2 separate regions of the Homo sapiens genome follow, and region 2 is linked to region 1. The links are chromatin contacts, found by Hi-C or POLR2A ChIA-PET in ENCODE. All regions are on one chromosome and are shown on one strand. The core of a region is the stretch at or near the end of the contact, and the rest is flanking DNA. Distances in the headings are between cores, read along the strand shown. Region 1 has its middle 260 kb from the start of LINC01773. Region 2 holds the start of LOC101927871 (a long non-coding RNA gene).

Region 1 (5,307 bases), core at 1,836-4,335:
ATTTTAAAACCTACTGTGAGATAACTTCCACCTAAAATGTCAAGAATCTCCAATCTAGCCTAGGCCTGGACCACCTGTCACCCCTAGGAGAATCTACTTTTGAGAATCTACTTTGCTGTAGGCCCCGATTTGGCAGACAGAACTTAGCCAAATGTGAGTATCTGAAGTGGAATTCCAAATATGGATATCTTTTTCTAAGAGTATGCTGTTCACTCAGTTGAATCCTGATGACTGTTTTATGATGCGCTACCTTGTTATCAGCTGGATGTCAATTTGGGATTTTCAGAACACATATACCTTTTAAATCAGATTTTATGAGAGATTCTAAGAGATTGTCTAAATATTCTTTTGCGAGAGAAGGGGAAAGAACCACTGAACTTAACTGAATTCCCTGAATCCAATATGGCAGACTGAGTTCTTAATCCAAGAAATGCATGTGTTATAGTCACCAGTATCTAGGACTACCAGCCAAGTCAACTTAGAGGCCGGCCCCTGCTAACTACAGATGAACTGCTGCTCATATTCTCCTGATCTTTAGACTTTGCAGACCTCAGACTGAAGTAGCTTCTCCACTTCAGGAAGTCTCAGGAAGGACATGGGACCAACAGTCGTGTTGCAAAGGGAGGGTGTGTACAGCTCTTTCCCATGCTAAAACAGCAAGGCCCTTCTTCTGAACACACTCCATTTCCTAGACTGTTGAACAAATTTGAAAAAGATGATTTTCCAAGCCATACACTTAACCAGATCATTATGATTTTTCTTTGAGTTCTATTTGTATTTCTCAGCCTGGCTTTCAAGGCCCCTGCCTCCCTAGACAACTTCTCCTACCATTCTTCTGCCCAGGTTCGACTATGCTGACAGGATGAGCACTGTCCTCCTTTCCTCTTTCCCCACAACAGAAATAACTCCCACTTCCTCGCCACTTATCCAAGGCCTTTACATTCTTCAAATCTCAAAAACAGTGACATCTCCAGGAAGTCTTCCCAGGTTAGCATGCTAACATACCTTGATAGCTGCTATTTTAGATGCTTCTAGCACCTGTTACCCTTGTCATACCTTTAGTTCTTAATCACATGTGGTCCTTTATTACACAGCTGTGTCACATGTGTACATAGAGCTTATCAGCTCAACTAGATTTTAATTTTTTTAAGAACAGGAACTCGGCTGGGCATGGTGGCTCACACCTTTAATCCCAGCACTTTGGGCGGCTGAGGGGGATGGATCATGAGGTCAGGAGTTCGAGACCAGCCTGGCCAGTATGGTGAAACCCCATCTCTACTAAAAATTCAAAAATTAGTCAGGCGTGGTGGTACGCGCCTGCCTGTAGTCCCAGCTACTCGGGAGGCTGAGGCAGAATAATCGCTTGAACCCAGGAGATGGAGGTTGCAGTGAGCTGAGATCGTGCCACTGCACTCCAGCCTGGGTAGCAAAGCAAGACTCTGTCTCAAAGAAGCAAACAAAAACAGGAACTCTGTCACAGAGTGACTTAGTGCACATTTAGAGAAACAGAAGAACATGAGGTTGAGAGGCTGGACTTTGTTGACAGATGCCTTCATGTGAATCCACCCATGTTCCTTACTAGTGCGTGACCTTAGCCAGGGGCCTAATATCTTTGTGTATCTCTGTTTTCTTATCGTAAAATGGGGAATATGATGGTACCTATCTTTTCAGGTTGTTGGGAAGATTTTAGTAGTGTTTTCAGGTAACAAGTTCAGAATAGGACCTGGCGTGTCTTATAGCACCCAATCGATATTGGCTACCACCATGTAGGAAGGGCTTAATCTCCCACATAGAGCATATGGGAGCGTGCTATGGGCTGCAGGATACACATATATGCAAATTCGCCTGCACCATCAAGGAACAGGGGTTGGGAAGTGGGGGACAGACCTGGACTCAAATATTTGATAAAACTACACTGTGGTTAGCGAGATCATAGAGGAAAGCACAGGAAACTGCAAATCCCCCTGACACCCAGCATTGCTAAATGAGAACTAGGTGCACAATCCATGAGGAATGATGATTTGATTTGAGTGGTGCTGGTTGAAATCTATTCAGTTAGTAATCACATACACAGTACCTCAAAAGAGTCCTTTAGTAGCTTTATAATGCAGAAACCACAGACGGGTTCAATTTGGCAGTGTTATTAAGCAAATAAATGGATTTTTAGATATTTAACTTCTAATCATATGTGAACTTCAGGAAGCTAAATGCTCCAATGACACCGCTAAATACCTCTTTGTTATAAAGCCATGGTTTGACTTTTGAGGCAAAGTCGAGAGCCTAAATTCAACCCCATTAGTTCATATTTTGTCCAAAATGCAGCTTATAACGAAACCAGCAAATTAGGTCCCTTGACCATAAACCTCACAGAAGGAAAGCAAACAGAGCATGAATCAAAAAGGCTTTAGACAGAAGTTAGCTATTAGTAACATATAAATTAAGTGTAAAATCAAAGTTGGGTGGGAGAGTAAGTTCAGTGGTTATGGTCTTAATGTAACCTAACAAAGGCAACCTCAGCACAAATAAAAGTAATTATAATCATAATGTAAACTCTTTCATTATGTTCTTACATAATTCAAGCTCCAAAGAGTAGGCCTCATTTTTAACTCACTGCGACTGTCCTTAACTTGTCACATTGTACCAAGTTGCTATAGTCCCTATGGTGTCAAAACATCACAAGCTTTTCCCAGACCTCATCTGTATTTTTGAACAATGGGGTGAGTCACTGTTAGCCACAAGTGTGACTCTGTGACCACTGGCACTTCGTATCACCAAATTTGCACAACTCTGGCTGAATCACATTAATTAAGTTTTGAGTGCTGCTATTTAAAGTTATTTAATTCTCCCCTAGAGTTACACAGAGTGGGATCTTAGCCCATTGTTTTCAAAGGAGTTTGAAAACTTACACACGGGCCCAATTGTTTTCCTACATATTTAGAGAATGTTAGAACACACTGCAGCTGCTCTAAGAACTATGGAAGCTTTTCCCAGTCTCTGCGGTCTATTGGCCAAATTTATATTGACGGATACTTCAGAGCGTGGATTATTGAGCTAATAGACCTCAACGACTCACTATTGTGTGCATCAGAACTGTCACACCCATTTATAAGGCAGATCTGTTCCATGTGACTGAAGACAAAGAGATATAACAGAGAATACTTTTTTGAAAAGTCACCTCACAAGCATTGATGACGTTAGTCTTATAAAACCATCTGTCTGGAAAACCTGTAGTACTCCAAGAACACTCATGCCCCATAATGGCCTATAAATGTTTTTGTAAGAGTTCCAAAAAAGTGCACAACCAGTACATTTCTGTTTTCTATTTTTGTGCCTTCAAAAAAGAAAAAAAAAAAGTAAAAATAGCCAAAGGACTGGGTTTTTTTCCTTTGACAATTTGTCAAAGGAAAAAAAAAAGGTCACTTTAAGGCTGAAACTTTGTATGCCAAGTTTTTGTTTGGAACTAATTTTTATGGCTGAGTTATAAAGCCCCTGAAAAAGGGGGTTTCTAGTGGAAATGCTGACACAGCTTTACCCATAGTGGCAAGAAGGGGGCTGCTGCACTGCCTGTTTGTACCATGTTTGCTTTGTTGTGGCTTTAGAAAGAGAAATCTTGACTCTTAGCCCTGGGCACTATACACTGCTTAAAAGTATGTGTGTGTTCATATATTCTGACTACTTGTGGTTTGCAAAGAAGCTAGCACTGAAGCCTTCTGTGAAATGAACCTAGTAACCCATTGTGAGAGGGGACAGACTTATTTCCTGACTTTTAATAGATTTCATTATCCCAGAGACTCACCTTCCCCTGGATTTAACAACAGTAACTACCTACAGAAAGCAGGGAACAGTCCCAGCTTCCTCGTTAATAGTTCTTTAAATCTTAATTTTCAACAATTGTCTGCTGATAAAACTAGAAAAGCTAATGATGAGCTGTTTGTGCAGATTAAACGATAATGTGAATTACTTGGACACAAGGATGTATGAGGATCTGAATTACTGTTAGTCTACATCACCATTATAGTTTTAAGGTGGATATCTAATGAACTTACTCTGATTTGAAGTAGAAAGACTGTAGTGGGGAAAGCTTTTGAGAGAAGCAGGATTCTTTTCATTTCTACCTCCTGAGGGATGCTGTTCAAAAAACACTCCATTACAGTTGTAAAAAGACTAACTTCAGAACCCTACAACCTGCCCATATTCTAAAACAACAGCAACAAATAATTATTCATTAATGTCAAAAAACCCATCAAACCTATGGAAACTATTCTCCAATGTTCCTGTGGATTCCACATTATCATTCAAAATTCCTAGGTGTGGACAGCATAGCTTTGCATTATAAGGATGTTGCTGAACTAAAGGAGCCCAGTGGGGTTCTTGGACCTGGGGTACACTCTGACTTTGGTAGTTATGTTAAAATTACTAAACTCCAGTTCACAAAAGCATCATATTTTTAAAAAGGGGACAAAACTTGCTTCATTTAATTTTTCCAGAGAGCCTTTATTCCGTTAAATAAAAGAAAAAAGGCTTTTCTGAACTTCAGTGTTTTGTAGCTTGGGCTTTATTTCCACCTTAAAATCTTTACCTGGCCATGATCTGTTGTTCCATTACTGGAGGGCAAAAATGGGAGGAATTTTCTGGGCTAAATTGCAATTAGGCAGCCCTGAGTGCGGCTGGCACCAGTTAACTTAGGATATTGGAGTGAAAAGGCCCGTAATCAGCCTTCGGTCATGTAGAACAATGCATAAAATTAAATTGACATTAATGAATAATTGTGTAATGAAAATGGAAGAGGAGAGTTAATTGCATGTTACAGTGAGTGTAATGCCTAGATAACCTTGCATTTAATGCTATTCTTAGCCCTGCTGCCAAGACTGCTACAGAACCTCTCTCAGCAGGAAGTCATTAAAGCTGTGAGTAGATAATGCAGGCTCAGTGAAACCTAAGTGGCAACAATATAACAAGAGTTTCTTTCAGACCTTAGTGTTTTCTGGAAAAAAGGGCATGTTGAGGTAATTTGTACACATCTGAATGAAAACAGGAAACTCCTAGCAATCTATTTGCAGTTTGTCCAGTCCCCCAGATTGCCCAACTCTTGTAGAGACCAAGGTCAGCTCCTATAATCAAAGAAGCCTAAACCACTGGGGCTTACAAGGCTATAAGCACCCAGCTGCCTACCAGCTACAACTTAGTTTTGTTAATCACTTAGTGTGGCAGAGTCTGTGAAATGTTTGACCTCAGACTTAAAAGACCAGGGGAGTATGTCCTCAGGACCAGTTCATGGACGCCACCTGCTCAAACAGATAATCATTT
Region 2 (5,221 bases), core at 2,518-5,017, 310 kb before region 1:
AGACCAGGAAAAGATGCCGTACCAGCTAGGGGATCTCTGGGCAAGTGGGAGGGTCAGCTTCTACTCCAATTCAATCTTGAGGGACGCTTTCCCACCGTCAGAGTCCGTCAACATCTGTAGAATGATGTATTTTCCTTCGCACTCACGCTTTTTTCGTATATCAAGTGTTTCTTACTCAGTATTGCCCTGTTCCTTTGGATCCAGTGAAATCATTAGAGATCTGCCATTAATAATTCTTAATTGTATTCCCTTCCTTCTTTCCCACTGGACTCCTGCTAGAGCCTATCCTTCTGTACATAATCACTCCGACCTGTTATTTCTCCTTCTCCGTGGGTTTCTTCCTCCATTTGAATAGCTCACTCATAAACAGCATCATTGAGACTCAAGATAAGTAGATGTACAAGTGCCTCTGCACTTGAAGCTTCCCATCTGGGCAAATCCTCATCCTCTCACTGAAGCATGTCTATGACTTAAGTTTCCACAGCCCTCTTCAGCAGCAGAGGAACGCCTGCTCCCTCCTCCCTTCAGTTGCACACCAGCCGATGTGGCACACATTATATCAAACTTAGGCCCCCAAATGGCCCCACCCTAGCCTCTCAGCCAGCACATGTATGCGTTGGCAAAACAGGGGAGAAGAGACAATAAGAATATTAGAAGACACATTTAAGGGCCACAACATAAAAGAGCAACTTAAGTAACAGTACAAACAAGAAAAACTATTACTATAAGCAAATTCCAAAGGATTGTTCTCTGTTTTCACAAAAACCAGAGGAGGAAAAAAAAAAACAGCCTTACACCACAGTGGGACAGGGTTTTGCTAAACATACAGAAGAACCACTTGACAGTGGAGATGAACAAACCCAGAAGCAAGCCACCCCATAAGTTCTTGAAAGCTGCATTATAAAATGAAAAATAACAATTTATTTTGAATGGTAGAGAAAGACTTTCTGGGAGATGAGGTTGGGAGTGGGGTGGAGTTGGACTACACAAACACATATAATCTTGGAACTGGAAGGGACGTTCAGGGCCTGCACCATCTGTTTCACAGAAGAGGCACAGAATAAATTTGCCCAAGGTTACAAGGCTAGTTAGTGTTTGATATTCCAGACTTCCTAACTCCAAGTCTAGTGCTCTTTTCAGAGCCCCAATTTAACTTAGAAATTGTGTCCCACTTTAAGATGATTTTTTTAGAAGGAGGAGAAGAAAGAGGAAGAGGAGGATTGAAACAAACAAACAAAAATGATGGATGGTTGGTTTACCATTATGCATCCTGGTAAATCCAGGATGTGTAAAAGATAATCCTCTCTCCTGGGAAGAAGAAACAGTTAACAGGTGACCATTAACCCTGAAGCCTAACACTAAACCAGGGCCTGTGAAGACTTGCAGTTATCTTCATTTTGTTGTTTAAAAGACTGGGTTCCATAGGCAGAGACAGAGCTATGCTGAATAGCGACACTTACCATTTGCTCCTCCAAACACATTCTGTAGGAAGGCGTGGGATTTCACAGCAGTGAGAGCAAAACTATTCACAGCAGTACCATATGCTCCCCACCATCAGGAGCGGCGGTACTGGTCACTGGACTTGGCAGGCAAATCAGCTGAATGGAAATTCTGAAGACCACAGTAGGAGTTTTCTCTTTGTGGGTTTTGGATGGTAAAATCTTCAATCTGTTCCACAGGCAGAAATCAGAGTGAAAAATAATTCTACACAAATTGTGAGTGTATGTGTGTGTGTGTGAGGACGTGCATGTGTGTTACTTCTAGAAAAGTTAAGGGGAAGCAAAGGCTTGGTACTCATCTTGCACACTATCTTATAGAGGTAGGAGGTCACACACTGAATGCAAAGAGGTAAAGACTGAGAACGCAGAAGATAGAGGATTATTTTTAGTATAAATTCCATGTTTTCCATTTTTTACCTCTAAGAAAAAAAGCAAGATTGAGAAGAATTTCCCAAATGCCAAGACCATTTAATAGCAGAATTACAACCGACGATAAATGCAGCACTTTTTAAAGCTTGTCCTTTCTCTGTTATTAACTTTGTTCTTTCAGTTGTGCCAGAGAAAGCACAAGAGATAGAAATTGGCAGAAATATGGGTCTGAAGAACAGAAATTCAACTCAAATGAAAATACCGTGAAAACCTCTAGTATAAAAAAAGTCTTTTGTTTAATAGCAAAACTTTCATCAAGAAAAGGTTTGTTTGAATTAAATGTAAAATTTAGGACAGTCTGTTATCTAATCATTACTAGTTCTGTGCACACAGGGTATTTTCTATTTCCAAAGTGGTCTGCAATCATTAGTTAAGCCACCCAGCATGCTCAGTCTAAATTGTATATATGTATATAATAGATAGGGAGAGTTGCTGGGGAGAGGCAGCGTGGCCTAGCAGGCTGAGTAATGGACGGGTAACTCAGAGTTGGGAGTTCTCATTTTCATCACCTGGTTAGTCTACAGTGGGAGCCAAGCCTGTACCCACAAGACTCTAAGACAAGGAAGCAACTTGTTTCGAAAATACATACATGTATGATATAAAATATCTTTTCCAACAATTGAGGAGTTTTAATTTTCTATAAGTACCATTGGCATCATGTAGGTCCAGTCTCAATTTTCCCCATAGGCAAAATATATTTTTAAAGGCCAGTCTTTCTGTAAATAACTATATTGAGAGGCAGCACAATGCTTAATAAGATACCTGTAGATGCTCACCAATGTCCTTTTTAACATGTGGAAACTGTCCAGAAAGTTTAAATGTATTGGAATAAATCAGTGGTGTAATTTCCTTTCCTCTTATTTTTGGCCATCAATAATACTAGTATATATTGTTATCCGAGCTTTGCCAACTTCAATTTTTCTCTTGAAAAGGAGAATCCTCTAAGCAAGATGTTGCTTTTAAGTGTTCTAATGTAATTTTTTCAAACATGAACCAAATGCTGGTGCCCAGCAGAGCTTGTCCACATCATGCCTGGATTCCAATTGCATAGCTTTCCTTCATTTTCATTTGTTTGCTCCTACCCTATCCAAACACATTAATTTGTGGTTCAGATAATGTATTCCATATGTTTAATTAGCCATTACATGAAATGTGGGAAGGTGGGACTTTTAAAATGCATTCTCCATTTCTCCCAGTTTCCTGACTGTTAACTCACATTCTCTGATGGTGTTTGTTTGTTTGTTTAATTATTTTCACAATAAAGAATCTGTCTCCAACAAAAGTAATTACTTCAAGTTGTAGATTTTCTTTGGATAATACAAATTTAGTTTGTTCTATACAGTTAAATTAATTCTGCCCTATCTTGTATACAACATATGTGATGTAGTCATTGCTCAATAAATAAATACTCATAATAAAATATAACTTAAATAGACTAGTATTAAGGAGTTCTCCTTTATAAAGTTTCTGGATTTCTAAAGTGCATTTCAATGTCCGTAAATTTCCAATTTTTTTCTAAGTAGTTTGCTTGGTGAAATACTAATTTATTGACAGATGTCAAATTTATCTCAAGTATGTCCTACTGATGTCAAAAAAATGACCAGCACTGCATTTGGCATATATTCAGAAATTCTTAACTCTTCCTAATTGATTAACGGTAATAACGGCCCCTGGAATGCCCCCACCGAGTCTGTAGCTAGCCTCACAGTGATTCACTATGGCGTCACTGGGAGAGATGAAGCCCAGGGCTGCAGTGGTGCCAGTTCATGCCTTTTCAGTGAGAAGGCATTCAGGTTACACAGAGTGTTAATCTGGCCACAAAATGGGAGACGGCTAAGTCTGCCTGGAATGTCTGGCTGCTGGTTGGCAGACGCAGCCCTTTTTTCACCTTGGATCTGCTGGGCTAAGGATGCTTTCATAGTAATTTTCCAATGTCTTCCTTGATCAGTGGACTGCAGCATTTTGTCATTTTGCAGATTTTGTTTTCTTCATGGGTTATTACTTCCACTGAACTGCACTTAACATCTATTAGCTTAGGTCTCCAGAAGATCAAAGTCCCTCTGTATCTGATTATTCTGCTCTTTGCAATTTGTGTCTCCCCCTCACCCTATCCCCTCCCCACCAATGCAGAAGGCTTGCACGTTTACAGATTTGGTTTCAGTGCTTTCCCCAAATCGTTTATAGACATAAAAGCATCATAAATGGGACATCGTGTCTCCGGAAAGAAAATAAGAGAGAAAAAGTGAAGACAGCAATAGTTATTCTTGTATTATTTCCATCTCAAAATGAATCTTTTAAAACTCATGTTTAAATATTTCCCTTTTTGAAATGAGATGGGTGAGGGAGTGAGGAAGAAGTACTAATGTCACAGAATTATGCTAATGTTATAGAAACAAAATTCCTGTTGAGATTTATTCTCTTTACTAAATCACTCTACCCCACTCCCACTTTTCCAAAGCCCTGTCCCATCTCCTTACATTTTAGTTTAAAATATTTGCATTGTCTTTTTTAGGAACCGGTCCACAAGGCCAACATTCCATTCATTTTATGGTTTATTGTTAAGGTAACCTTAATAAGTAGGTTCTGATGGAAGATTTTATTCCCTTTCTGAACTTTTAGTAAATGATAATCATTCTCTAAATTTGGTCTCACCGCTGTGATGTACCAAAGATCCTCTATCAAACGTCGACCCTGTCTCATCAATAGGCCAAAGCTGGCCCCATCAAGGCATTTGCACCGGCCCTAGAAAGAATATTTTTAGACGCTACATAAGAGGCCCAGTGTACATCTATCAGCAGACTTGAAGTGGGTGCTTGTAAGTTGAGACAGGTATTAGAAACTCAAACTATGTTTGGCAGCTAAAAAAAAAAAAAAAAAAAAATTAAGGAAATTGGAATCTGAAGAGAAATAAAGACCCAGAGCCTTTTTTGCAAGGATATTTCCTCATCAGAAATACTCAACACTATTCTCTATGGTGAATAAAGAAGCCAAAGCAAGAAAGGAGAGAGAGAGAAAGAGAGAGAGAGAGAGAACGTGTGAGCTACAGCAGGACTTCCCAAACCTGAATCTGTGTGCAGATCACTTAGGGACCTTGTTGAAATGAAGACTATGATCCAGCAGGTCTGGAGTGGGATCTGAGAGTCTAAAATTAAATTGCTCACCAGTGATTCAGATGCTGCTGGGCCCAAGACCACATTTCAGTAAAGAGTTAGTGTTTCCTTGTGTCCCTCCACAAATCTGACACTGCAAAAGGTCACTTCACTCCACCTGGCACACCTCAACCCCTTGTGAAA

The links. Hi-C counts contacts between places; a loop is a spot of excess contacts on that map. ChIA-PET counts read pairs that join two places held with the same protein, here RNA polymerase II (POLR2A).
Region 2: a map of ascending aorta shows a loop between it and region 1 (2.0-fold over the local background). The contact joins two enhancer-like sites. A Hi-C loop is called at or near these places in 1 of 168 maps with a recorded cell type or tissue (ascending aorta). POLR2A ChIA-PET finds 5 or more read pairs at or near these places in 1 of 52 experiments (activated T-cell).

Annotation. Positions count from the first base shown.
Region 1 is chr1:87,642,514-87,647,820 of GRCh38, reverse strand. No RefSeq gene overlaps it. Among named protein-coding and RNA genes, the nearest start is that of LINC01773, 260 kb to the left of the region's middle. RefSeq lists an enhancer at 4,108-5,307. Within about 2 kb of position 3,085, at least 2 of the 41 ENCODE cell types and tissues checked have a DNase peak (open chromatin) inside an H3K27ac peak, as active enhancers do.
Region 2 is chr1:87,954,722-87,959,942 of GRCh38, reverse strand. It overlaps LOC101927871 (a long non-coding RNA gene), which reads right to left and starts at 65. Exons shown (of 3, transcript XR_426720.4): 1 at 23-65. Within about 2 kb of position 3,767, at least 2 of the 41 ENCODE cell types and tissues checked have a DNase peak (open chromatin) inside an H3K27ac peak, as active enhancers do.